Linked DNA regions of Homo sapiens: regions 2, 3 and 4 are each linked to region 1. A link is a contact called in ENCODE Hi-C or POLR2A ChIA-PET data. All regions are on one chromosome and are shown on one strand. The core of a region is the stretch at or near the end of the contact, and the rest is flanking DNA. Distances in the headings are between cores, read along the strand shown.

Region 1 (2,884 bases), core at 178-2,677:
AAGCCTTTCACATACACTTTCTAGGTCAATTTAGCATGTATGAGTAGGTTCACTAGTGCCTACGTGAGATGCTTAGACCTGTGGTTTTTATGTCATCCTCCAGCCTTCTGCCCAGTTTCATGTCACAAATTTTTTTCTGTTTTCAAGGCTATGAGGATGCCAGGAGTAAGTGAAAACATATTTTAGTTTCCATTTGTGGTCCTGAACCATTTCCACTTGTGGCCAGACATAGGTCTTTCTCAGCTGACAAATAATTATTGAGAAAAGCAGCATAAACAGTCTAGGTTCACGAATGTGCCAGGAGCTTTTCTCCCTGTGGCCAGAGTTAGACTCATTGTGGGTCCTCAAGCTGAGTCTTCTTAGTAGATTATTGACTGCGTCTGTGGAGTCCTCCTGCCCCGGCAAGCAGCCTACACCCTCCGCACCCTCCCTTTCTACTATTCTGTGGCTGATCTCGCATTTATAAAAAAAGAAGTCAGGCTGTAGACATGTTAACTATGTAAATGATTAATTATCCATAATTGCATTTAAAGACCTGTGGCATAAACTTCAGCTTTCACAGAGACTTGAAAATTAAGAGGCACAACCTTAATCCCTAAAGTGTAAGTGAAGCCTGTGCAGGAGCCATTCATTTAGTGTTTGGCGTGGGGAATGTGGCTTAATTCAATGGTTTTATTGTTTTTTTATTTTTCTAAATTAATGTATTAACATTATTACCATTTGTTTATTCCTTTTTAGAAGAATATTCTATAATATTTTGCCTTTGAAAAAATCTTTGTTAAGTGAAGGAATGTTGAATACTGGAAAGTTCCAAAAATGACCTACCTCAGCCTCTTCTGTGACAGCGAAAGAAGCGAAGGACGCAGGTCCGCCCTGCCTCGTGTAGCCTGTTTTTACTGCAATAATAGCACTGCTTATTTCTCCTAGAATAGTGTTTTTTATGTGGTTGTTGCTGTTCATAAAGCATAGGCAAGTTAATCATATTATACTGGTTGTTGATTTTCAAAACCTCCCCTGTGAATGCATTTTAGATTTTCCAGACTGAGCAAATGTCATCCCCATCAGCTTTCATTTAGCACTGTGAGTGTTTTCATGGATGGGGATTTTTTTGTTAGTTTGTTTACATGTGTGTCTTTCCTCTTTTCTGAGCTGCTGGCTCCCTCCTTTCCTCCACCCACCCTCATCCCCTAGCCCCAAGTTAAGAAAAGACAGTGTGCTTGCTTTGTCACTGCAGCGGAAAAAGTCCCCGTACCCATTGCTCCCACCAGATTGCCTGTCCTAAACTGCCCCAGTAGCAACATTCTAGGGTAGGGACATCTTCCTAGAACATGGGTTTATGTTAGAATCCTCATGCTGCTACTTGCTAGGGAAGTGGCCTAGAGAAACATACTGAACCTCTGGATTTCATTTCCTCATTTTTAGTACTCTGGCTGTGGAAGAGAGGTGTGTGGAATGATGAAATCATAAAGACCTAACACAGTTCCTAGCACACTGTGCACTGCTCAGCAAATGTTGCGACCCCCTCCTTTCTTCCATGTGACTCCAGGGCTGGCGCATAATTCCTGGAACATTGTAGTTTCAGAAAGTGATGGAAAGAGGGAGGGAAGATTGGTTCAATAACTATATTTCCTTCTGAAAATTAACTAGACCTTTCTCTCAAGCCCTACCCTCTGCAGTTAAATTCTTTGTCTTTTCCATTATCCCTGAATTTTGCTCCCGTAAGACCATTCAGACAAATTTTAGCCTCTCTGGTACCTAATAGCATTATTTGAAATGATAATGGCCAAATAAAAATAAATATTGTGCTCTTAGTTTCAATTCTAGTTTTTTAACATTTACATGTTTCATATATATTGACTTGGCACTAGGTTATCGATGATGGAGGTATAAATGAAAATGTATTGACATTTGTGAATTATGGTTATAAGAAATTTTTCTTTTCTTTTTTTTTTTTTCTCTTGAGACAGAGTCTCACTCTTTTCGCCCAGGCTAGAGTGCAGTGGCGTGATCTCGGCTCACTGCAACTTCCGCCTCCTGGGTTCAAGAGATTCTTCTGCCTCAGCCTCCTGAGTAGCTGAGATTATGGGCACACACTACCATGCCCGGCTAATTTTTGTATTTCTTTTTAGTAGAGACAGGGTTTCACCATGTTGGCCAGGCTGGTCTCAAACTCCTGACCTCAAGTGACCTGCCCACCTTGGTCTCTCAAAGTGCTGGGATTACAGGTGTGAGCCACCACGCCCAGCCAAGAATTTTTTTTTTTTTTTTTAAGACAGAATCTCGCTCTGTCACCCAGGCTGGCGTGCAGTGGCGCGGTCTCGGCTAACTGCAACCTCCGCCTCCCAGGTTTAAGCGATTCTCCTGCCTCAGCCTCCCAAGTAGCTGGGATTACAGGTGCGCGCCACCACACCCGGCTAATTTTTGTGTTTTTGGTAGAGACAGGGTTTCACCGTGTTGGCCAGGCTGGTCTTGAACTCCTGACCTCAAGAGATCTGCCCACTTCAGCCTCCCAAAGTTCTGGGATTACAGGTGTAAGCCACTGCACGTGGCTAAGAAATTTTTAAATTTTGTTTTGAACATATTTCGGCAAGGTCTTTCTCACTTATCTTAATAGTCGAAATAATTAATTAAAACTATATGAAGAATTTTAAGATTTATTCCAAATACTTTTTTCCTTTCTCAGTTATTTTGACAGTTTCTTGTGATGTATAAACAGATATTTTGCATAGCAAAAGACTTTGATATCTAATATTGTTCTTCATGGACTGGAATTATTTAATTAGCCTGAATGCAGTCTAACTTAAGTAGGCTTTTTATATAGTTATTATAATGGCTATATTTGAAAAGTATGCTTTGGCATAGTAGAAACTGCCAGATGCAATGC
Region 2 (2,884 bases), core at 230-2,729, 190 kb after region 1:
AGGGAAAGGAAACCCTTCCAGCTGTACATGACATGTAGTTGATGAACTTGGTTCAATCTGGGAGGAGAAAGGCCGGTGGAAGATAGCGCCCCTGACTCCAATCCTACCACCAGTTACCCGTTAGCCTCTCCTGGAGATGGCTGAAACAGCATAAACAACCTCCAAACACCCGGCCACTGCAGCCAGCTGTTCTAGAACTGAAAGGACACCAGTTCCTCTTTAAGTCTCCGGGTGACACTCATTGACTCATATGTGTCATAGTTAATATGAATAAGACTTTCCTGGATTAACTTAGATATAACTAAATTGCCCAGTGAGGAGAAGCAATTTTCATTTACAGAAAACTATTACTGACTATAAAACTCTTTACCCGTGACGCTCACTAATTACTGATGACCCAAGGCTGGTGACCATGTCCTTCCCGGGCTGCCCCCACACAGCAGGGGCCCAGCCTCTTCCTCCTCCACTGCATGGAACGAGCAAGCTGCCTGCTGCTCATCTCGCCATGTCTTTCTGAAACCAATAAAACCTATCTGTTTTTGTTCTGCATTCGTGAATGATGCTTGCTGTTCAGAAAAGTGCATGCGTTGGTTGACAAAGTCTAACGAATAAAAAATGTCAGTGTGACTTCATGGAAATGTTGGTTCTCATCAGTCCTTTTCCCCAGATCTATTATTGCAAACACAAAGCGTTTTCTTCTACCGCACTCTGGGAGACTTACTGAAATAATTGTGTCATCGCTCCAGTGAAAGCATCCTCATTTCTGTCCTCATAGGGACTTTGGAGAAACTCAGTTGTCTACTTTCTCAAAACTTTTACTTGAATTGCTTTGCATCCCTAACTGAAATCTTCCAGCCCCCAAGGTCAGGGCTATGATATACCATGGTAACCAACTTCACCTGCCCCTCAATCCTGCCAAGCTTTGGTGAGATTCCCAGGGTGGCGTCCCACCACCAGCAAGTAGGTTCCTGATCACCCCTCTTAGCAAGGACTGTTTCAAACTGTCCCCCTTCTCAGACACCAAGCCACTCCCCCTCCCACTCAATCACAGCAGAAGACTCGGATTCCTATCTTACACAGAAAATGGCTGTTACTGGTGGCTGCCAGACCTGCAAACCTCCTGCTATTTTCCATTCTTTCCTGCTTCCCGCCTTCGTCCTGTCCAAGGCCAAGGTCTCCGTCTGTGCCCTACAGTGCCCACCTTCTCTGAGATCTCCCTCTAGTACAATCTCTTACTGTTGGGACCTCAGCGTCTCTCTTGACCACTCCCTCTGCCCCTCTGCCCGCTCCGCTCCTCCAGCTTCCTCCCAGCTCGGCAGAGCTGTCTGTGGCAGCCACTGCTGCTGGTTCCCTGTCATCCAGTTCCCTTTTTTCTTTTGGAATTGAAGCCCCCTGGGTTTGACTGGCCACGCACTGGTGACTACAAGGCCAGCCTCTCTCACTGGCCAGTGTGAGAGGTCCCACACTGGCCAGTGTGGACCTGAGCTCCCAGGACGCTTCTGAAAAGACACTGCTTGTCCTTGACCCCTTTCCCTTTCTGAGGACTGCAGCATGGACATGAGCAAGTGCACTGCCTTTGACCATGCAGAGGAAGACAGCACCCTGGGCGCAGCAGAGCCACGTGGAGGAGGCGGGCTGCAGGCTGACCTCACACAACAGAGCCACTCACCCCACAGCCCCACCTAATGTCTGCTTGGGCTTTTATGTGCAGGAAAAATAAACCTTCTGTCTTGTCTAAGTCACCGTCATCTGATCTATGTGAAAGCAGCCCAACAAATACGTTAATAAGATATTTTCTGATGGGAATGTAAATTAGTATAGCCATTATGGAAAATAGTGTGGAGGTTCGTCAAAAAAATAAAAATGGAACTACCACATGCTCTGCATTAGTCCATTCTCACACTGGGTAATTTATAAAGAAATTACCCACCCACCTGAGACTGGGTAATTTACAAAGAAAAGAAGTTTAATTGACTCACAGTTCCACATGGCTGGGGAGTCCTCAGGAAACTTACAATCATGGTGGAAGGCACCTCTTTACAAGGTGGAAGGAGGGAGAATGAGAGATGAGCAAAGGGGAAAAGCCCCTTGTGAAACCATCATATCTCGTGAGAACTCACTATCACAAGAATGGCATGGAGGTAACCGCCCCCATGATTCAATTACTCCCACTGGGTCCCTCCCATGACACGTGGGGATTATGGGAACTACAATTCAAGATGAGATTTGGGTGGGGACACAGCCAAACCATGTCATGCTCTAATTCCGCTACTGGGTGTATATCTGAAGGAAAGGAAATCAAATCAGTCTGCTGAAGAGACATTTGTATTCCCACGTCCATTGCAGCACTATTCACAATAACCAAGATATGGAGCCCACCTCAATGCCCATCAGTAGATGAATGGGTAAAGAAAATGTGGCATTTATATATGGAATACTATTCAGCCCTAAAAAAGAAGAGAATCCTGTCATTTACAACATGGATGAACCTGGAGGACACTATGTTAAGTCAAATAAGCCAGGCACAGATAGATAAAGAATGCGTGATCTCACTCATATGTGGAATCTAAAATAGTTGGACTCATAGAAGCAGAGAGTAGAATGGTAGTTACCAGGAGCTGCCGGGATGGTTGGGGAAAAGTTGGTCCCAAGGATACAAAATTTCATTCCAGGTAGAGTGGTGCTTGCCTGTAGTCCCAGCTACTAGAGAGGTTAAGATGGAACGATGGCTTGAAGCCTAGGAGTTCCAGACCAGCCTGTGCAACATAGTGAGATGCTGTCTTAAAATAAAGAAATAAATAAAATGGAAAAGACAAGACAATTTTTAAAGAAGAATACAAAATTTCAGTTAAGATAAATAAGTTCAGGAGATCTACTATACAAC
Region 3 (2,884 bases), core at 219-2,718, 170 kb before region 1:
GCCTCCTAAAGTGCTGGGATTACAGGCGTGAGCCACTGCTCCTGGCCTAATTTTTGTATTTTTTGTAGAGACAGGGTTTTACCACATTGGCTAGGCTGGTCTCGAACTCCTGACCTCAGGTGATCCACCCACCTTGGCCTCCCAAAGTGCTGGGATTACAGACGTGAACCACCGCTTCCAAGTGAATAGATCTTTAATACTCATTTATTTCTATGGGATATAAAGCACAAATTAAGATTTTTCAAATATTTATTGCTTTCTACATCTCTGAATTGGTTTTACTACTCAGAATAAGTATAAATTATAGGGACCTCTCGAAATGTCACTGAGAATGAGCATAGCAGGGATACTTTGAGGATAAAGGTAGGCTTTCATATAATCATACTTTTCTGTCCCAAGCTATATTTAAATTGTTTAGTGTTTAGAAGCATGTGATCTTATGGAGAAATTAAATATTATTTAGAATTTATCACTACGGTTTAATCTCATGCGTTGTCACAACCAGGTCTTTTTCACCTTTGCTGCTAAACTCTGGGATTACCTTAATTTTGTCCTTAGGAGCTCAGCATAATAGATTTTGTTACTTACACTGCCCATGTTCCCGCCTGCCTCGGGGCCTTTGCACTTGCTCTTCTCGTCTCGGTAACACACTTAATTCTTATCTTTTCTTAAGCTCTGCCACCCCAGTGTCACTGCCTTTCTCCCAGGTTAGTCAAATACATTTCCTTAATAAATACTGTTATAGCCTTTTTTGTATCTTTTCTTCTAGCACTTAGAACAGTAATAATTTTATTAGGATTAATAAGTCTCCCTTCTCCAAAAAAACAGCAATTCTTATTTTCCCCCACTCATCATTGAATTCCTGCCATCTACTGACAATAGTGTACACATAGTGTGTATTCCATAATATATATACATTTTTTTTTTTTTTTTTGAGACGGAGTCTTGCCCTGTCATGCAGGCTGGAGTGCAGTGGTGCAATCTCAGCTCACTGCAACCTCCGCCTCCTGGGTTCAAGTGATTCTCCTGCCTCATCTTCGAGAGTAGCTGGGATTACAGGCGTGTGACACCACGCCCGGCTAATTTTTGTGTTTTTAGTAGAGTCAGGGTTTCACCATGTTGGCCAGGCTGGTCTCGAACTCCTGACCTCAAGTGATCTGCCCACCTCGGCCTCCCAAACTGCTGGGATTACAGGTGAGAGCCACCGCGCCCAGCCTGTATTCCATAATATTTGTTGAATAAAGAAATTTCTAGAAACATTAAAAAAAATTATTGACTCATTGATGATGTTAAAATTAGAATAAGACTTCTGGAAGTCTGTTTTGTATTACTTCCCAATGAATGATTTAACAGACTTGTTTAAAAATAAAACCAAAACAAAAACCTTGTGGGGCTCTATTGTATATTGTCCTTGAGTCAGATCTAACTTCTTTGTTGTCTGTCAGCCATTACTCCTGTTTTGAGATGACTGTCACGGTAACAAATTGATTTATTACACAGCTGTGTGCAGCCAGATTTTCCTTCTGGGCTTCTTTAGCATAGGATATTGATTTCTGGAGTTTGCTGTAGGTGGCATATTAATTTCTTTCTACTGTTTTCAGTTAGGTTCTAGGAAATTTGATTCCTTTATTTCTGGTGTAGGTAGAACTGGTTAAAAAACTAACTTCATATTATTGTGAGATTTTTTTTTTTATTTTGGCATATTGGTATTGCTTGCTATTTGGATAATGAAATGTATTTTTTTTTTCAAAAGTATGTATTAATTTTTTAACATTTTGTCATATTAACTGATAATTTTGTTTGATTGTCCTATTTACCCTATAGTCCTAGAATATGTGTTCCTTCTACTTTCATGAACATAGTGCAAAACATGTATTTATGTATATAAGTTTGTGGTTTGTGAAATCTTAGGTGATGCAAAATATTTGACCATTTTATTTGACAATTTTGAGGAAAAATGCCCTGGAAACTAGAATTGTTTACTTTGATCACTTAAGTGTTATTTTCTTTTGATGCAAATGGAATTTAAGCTGGAAAAAATTCAAACTAGGCAAAATGAAACCTGAGGATCTAGTTTGAATAAAAATGGAATATACGTTATTTCTAAAACCTATTTAAAGTAAATGACTATAGGTCAGGTGCAGTGGCTCACGTCTGTAATTCCAGAACTTTGGGAGGTGGAGGTAGGTAGGTAGATTGAGCCCAGGAGTTCAAGACCAGCTTGGGCAACATGGCGAAACCTTGTCTCTACTCAAAATACAAAAGTTAGCCGGGCTTGGTGGTGTGCTCCTGTAGTCCCAGCTACTTGGGAGGCTGAGGTGGGAGGATCCCTTAAGCATGGAAGGTTGAGGCTGCAGTGAGCAGTGATTGCACCACTGCACTGCAGCCTGGGTTACAGAGTGAGACCCCATCGCAAAAACAGGTAAATGATTTCAACATGAAACATGATGTTGAGTGGACACAGAAGAGCATAATACTGTATAATTCCTTTTATAGAAAATTTTAAAACAGCCACAACTAATCTTTGGTGTTTGAAGTCAGGAGAGAGATTGCCCTATGGGTACAGGGAACAGAACATTAAGGGGACCCCCAGGTTCTGGCCATGTTACGTTTTATGGTACTGGTTACATGGACTTGTTCTGTGAAAATTTACTGCATTTTGCACTTCTCTGTATATGTATTACACTTCAGTAAAAGTTTGCCTTAAAAGAAAAAGTAAAGATAACATGCAACTATTTTCTAAATGGAAAATTTCCATTCAATCAAGTTACTGTTTAAAGTGGGGAGGGAGTCCCCGATATTTTAACAAATGGTCCTAACATTTAGCTACTGCGTCTTCACTGAGGTCTGTGGAGGCTGCAAGTGGTGTCACATCCTTAGTTCT
Region 4 (2,884 bases), core at 241-2,740, 150 kb before region 1:
TTAAGAGACAAGGTTTCATGCTGTCACCCAGGCTGGAGTGTAGTGGTGGTACAGTCATAGCTCATTGTAACCTCAAACTCCAGGGCACAGGCAGTCCTCTGCCTCGGCCTCCCAAAGTGCTGGAATTACAGGCATGTGCCACCATGCCTGGCCCAGCATTATTTTTTAAAGTTGGGAAGATAATTATCTGAGATCAGTTTTTAAGTTTTCAATACATTGGGAGATTTCCTGACTTTTAAAGGAGAAAAGAGAAATGTAGGAATTTTCAACAAAATCCCTTTTAGTTTATTATGACCTGTTCCCCTCAACTTGTTTGTTCTCATTATTTAACTGTCCTTGTTAGCAATGAGGATAAAGACAGATGAATGTTTGCTAGAAATATTTAGTGTTCTGTGTTTAGTGAGGCTTTCTTTGTAGCACTACTTGGGAATCTATAGACATTTCAATACATGGAATGTAATTATTATGTTTAAAAAAGAGGGGAACAAAGATATATGTTATCTGGGATCTTTTCCCACCAAGTTTAGAATCCTTAAGATGATGCAGCTGATTTTGATAACAGTTGATAAACAGAGTAAGGGTAAGGACTGGGAAGGCTTCATTTATGGAGGTGCACTTTTCCCAATTTTTGTTTCCTTTTCCATGTATGTATGTGTGTATATATGTACGTATGTATGTATGACTGAGTGACAGGGTCTCACTCTGTCACCTAGATTGGAGTACAGTGGCTGGATCATAGCTCACTGCAGCTTTGAACTCCAGGGCTCCAGTGATGCTGTCACCTGAGCTTCCTGAGCAGCAGTCCTTTTCCCTTTTAAATTCTCCAGTGTTACAGTCAATATGAGTACCCCTCACAGCAAAAGATTCTGGCAGGAAACTAAAGTAGGTTACCTGGCAATCGAGTTATTTCCTAAAGAAGTATTAGAATACAGCATTTGTTTTGTTCATATTGATAGAGCGTAGCAACTTTCTTGCTAGGATCTCTCTCTTCTTTTTTTTTTAAACCATGTCTCTGTTTAGTTTGTTTGTTCCTCATATAATTTTTGAGTGTTTACTATGAAGAACAGTGCATTGTTTATAGAGTTGAGGAATGGTGATGGGTTTGGCTGTTTTATGGTTTGGGAGACTAGAACTGGGAGGGTTTGTTGGAGGACATGCAGTATGCCAGAGACTCTGGATTGGAATTTGGGTACCGGGATTTCAGCGTTGTTTCCAGCATGCACACACACATAACATATACACTCTTTGTGTGTCTTGGAAAATGGAGGACATCTGTTTTAACTGTAGAGAGATACTTGTGGATTTTTTATTCTGCAATATTAGACCAACATACTGTACCTCATTGACTGTTACCTCCAAGCATTGAGGGTGGAGGAGTCATGTAGAGGAGAAACAGAAAGCAGAAGAGCGGTGCAGTCCTGAGAGTCAACTTCCCATTTCACCGCTGTGCCACCCAGCTTGGTCTCTGAGAAATCTCTTTGTGAGAAAGTCTTTGTTCATGCGTGCTTTTTACAATGGGGTTTTCTATTGGAAATTATATCAGAGTGGCACTGCCATGCTTTGCAAAGGGATGAGAAGGTATTTCAAAGATTAATAGGCGGAGACACATTGATGGAAAGGAAAATTCTTTATGAGGTGGAGCAGTGGCTGAGCATTGCCTATATATGTTGTGACCACAGTTTTAGTACTGGCGTGTGTGGCACTGCTTGCTAAATTAGTGGGTGAGGTAAGTGTCCACTCTGCTCTGTAGGAGGCTGTCAGAAAAGATGCTGACAGGTTCTTTGTGTTTCATAATGACACACTGCCTAATGCTTCAGACTGAGATTTTTACCCTTGAGGGGACTGTGCTTTTGCTATATTTACATAAACCTGCTGATTTGCTGAGGGTTGAAAAAGCAGAGAGGGCCTTCTTTGCCTTGAGAATCTGCCTTCACGTTTTGGCTGACTTCCTTCCCCAGCTTAGCAAATGCTCTGTTGTTTACAGATGGCACAATAGATCTTTGGACATGAAGCTATGCTGAGGTTGTGAGAAACAGCCAGAAATACCTCTGTTCAGTATCATTGCCCAAATTACGGATTTTGTTGCTCCCTGTTCACAAGGATTTGAGGTCACTTAATCCTGTGATCCATTCCCAGACAGAGGTTAGGTGTTAAGAGAGTAGGTCTCAACCTAGACCCATGGTTTCATTTCTAGACATCCCTAGTAAAGACACATTAGTTATCATGTGTTGTTTGGACTAATTGATATTGATGGTAATAGCCTCACTCATTTTTCTGGCCCATTACAGGCATGCTGATTTGAAGATTTAAAAAATATATATACTTGCCCTGCCAAAACCGTTTGCTCAATTCTGGTAAATACGTGTTTTTACATGGGTGATTCTGAAGATGTGCATTATGCATTTGGTGGATCACATCAGCTTTGTGCAGTTCTTTCAGAACTGCTAGCTTTCTAATAAAAAAAGAAGTATATGCAGTGCTTGGGGGCCGTGGGAGATTTTCAGATTGAGAATCATTGATCCTACTGACTAAAACCAATTTTATAACCAGCTTCAGACATCCCATGCACTCATAAATTGCATGAAAATCTTGCCAAATCATTTTGGCTTTAAAAGATTACTGGGCATATATTCCAACTGAGATTTTAACATTGCTCTTGACTACGTTCTTATCTTTCCCTTTTCAAATAAAGCACTTTATTTTTGTGCTATAAACATTTATATAAATTATTTTCTTAAATAGCTGCTTGATTAATGAGCCAAGGGGAAATGCTTTTTATATGAGAATTTGGCTTTAATTGAACCTTGTTTTGAATATTTTTAAGAGTAATATAAAGTAGAATTTTTTTCTGTGAGACTTGAATTCTAAATTGTGTTTATTTTTT

The links. A loop is a pair of places that touch in the nucleus more often than their neighbours do. ChIA-PET counts read pairs that join two places held with the same protein, here RNA polymerase II (POLR2A). Pooled maps may share reads with other maps.
Region 2: a loop to region 1 is called in a pooled map, with 5 times the contacts of the local background. The contact joins two enhancer-like sites. A Hi-C loop is called at or near these places in 2 of 37 single-sample maps with no recorded cell type and 4 of 50 pooled maps.
Region 3: a map with no recorded cell type shows a loop between it and region 1 (6-fold over the local background). The contact joins two enhancer-like sites. A Hi-C loop is called at or near these places in 10 of 37 single-sample maps with no recorded cell type and 7 of 50 pooled maps.
Region 4: a loop to region 1 is called in a pooled map, with 5 times the contacts of the local background. The contact joins two enhancer-like sites. A Hi-C loop is called at or near these places in 1 of 37 single-sample maps with no recorded cell type and 4 of 50 pooled maps. POLR2A ChIA-PET finds 5 or more read pairs at or near these places in 1 of 52 experiments (B cell).

The regions. Positions count from the first base shown.
Region 1 is chr1:8,474,759-8,477,642 of GRCh38, reverse strand. All of the region lies in intron 10 of RERE (arginine-glutamic acid dipeptide repeats), which reads left to right. Among named protein-coding and RNA genes, the nearest start is that of SNORD128, 19 kb to the left of the region's middle. Within about 2 kb of position 1,427, at least 3 of the 41 ENCODE cell types and tissues checked have a DNase peak (open chromatin) inside an H3K27ac peak, as active enhancers do.
Region 2 is chr1:8,280,751-8,283,634 of GRCh38, reverse strand. All of the region lies in intron 1 of LINC03154 (long intergenic non-protein coding RNA 3154), which reads right to left. Among named protein-coding and RNA genes, the nearest start is that of LINC03154, 23 kb to the right of the region's middle. Within about 2 kb of position 1,479, at least 4 of the 41 ENCODE cell types and tissues checked have a DNase peak (open chromatin) inside an H3K27ac peak, as active enhancers do.
Region 3 is chr1:8,647,780-8,650,663 of GRCh38, reverse strand. The region is part of intron 2 of RERE (arginine-glutamic acid dipeptide repeats); the gene reads left to right. Among named protein-coding and RNA genes, the nearest start is that of SNORD128, 150 kb to the right of the region's middle. Within about 2 kb of position 1,468, at least 2 of the 41 ENCODE cell types and tissues checked have a DNase peak (open chromatin) inside an H3K27ac peak, as active enhancers do.
Region 4 is chr1:8,628,522-8,631,405 of GRCh38, reverse strand. The region is part of intron 2 of RERE (arginine-glutamic acid dipeptide repeats); the gene reads left to right. Among named protein-coding and RNA genes, the nearest start is that of SNORD128, 140 kb to the right of the region's middle. RefSeq lists an enhancer at 1,467-1,586. Within about 2 kb of position 1,490, at least 7 of the 41 ENCODE cell types and tissues checked have a DNase peak (open chromatin) inside an H3K27ac peak, as active enhancers do.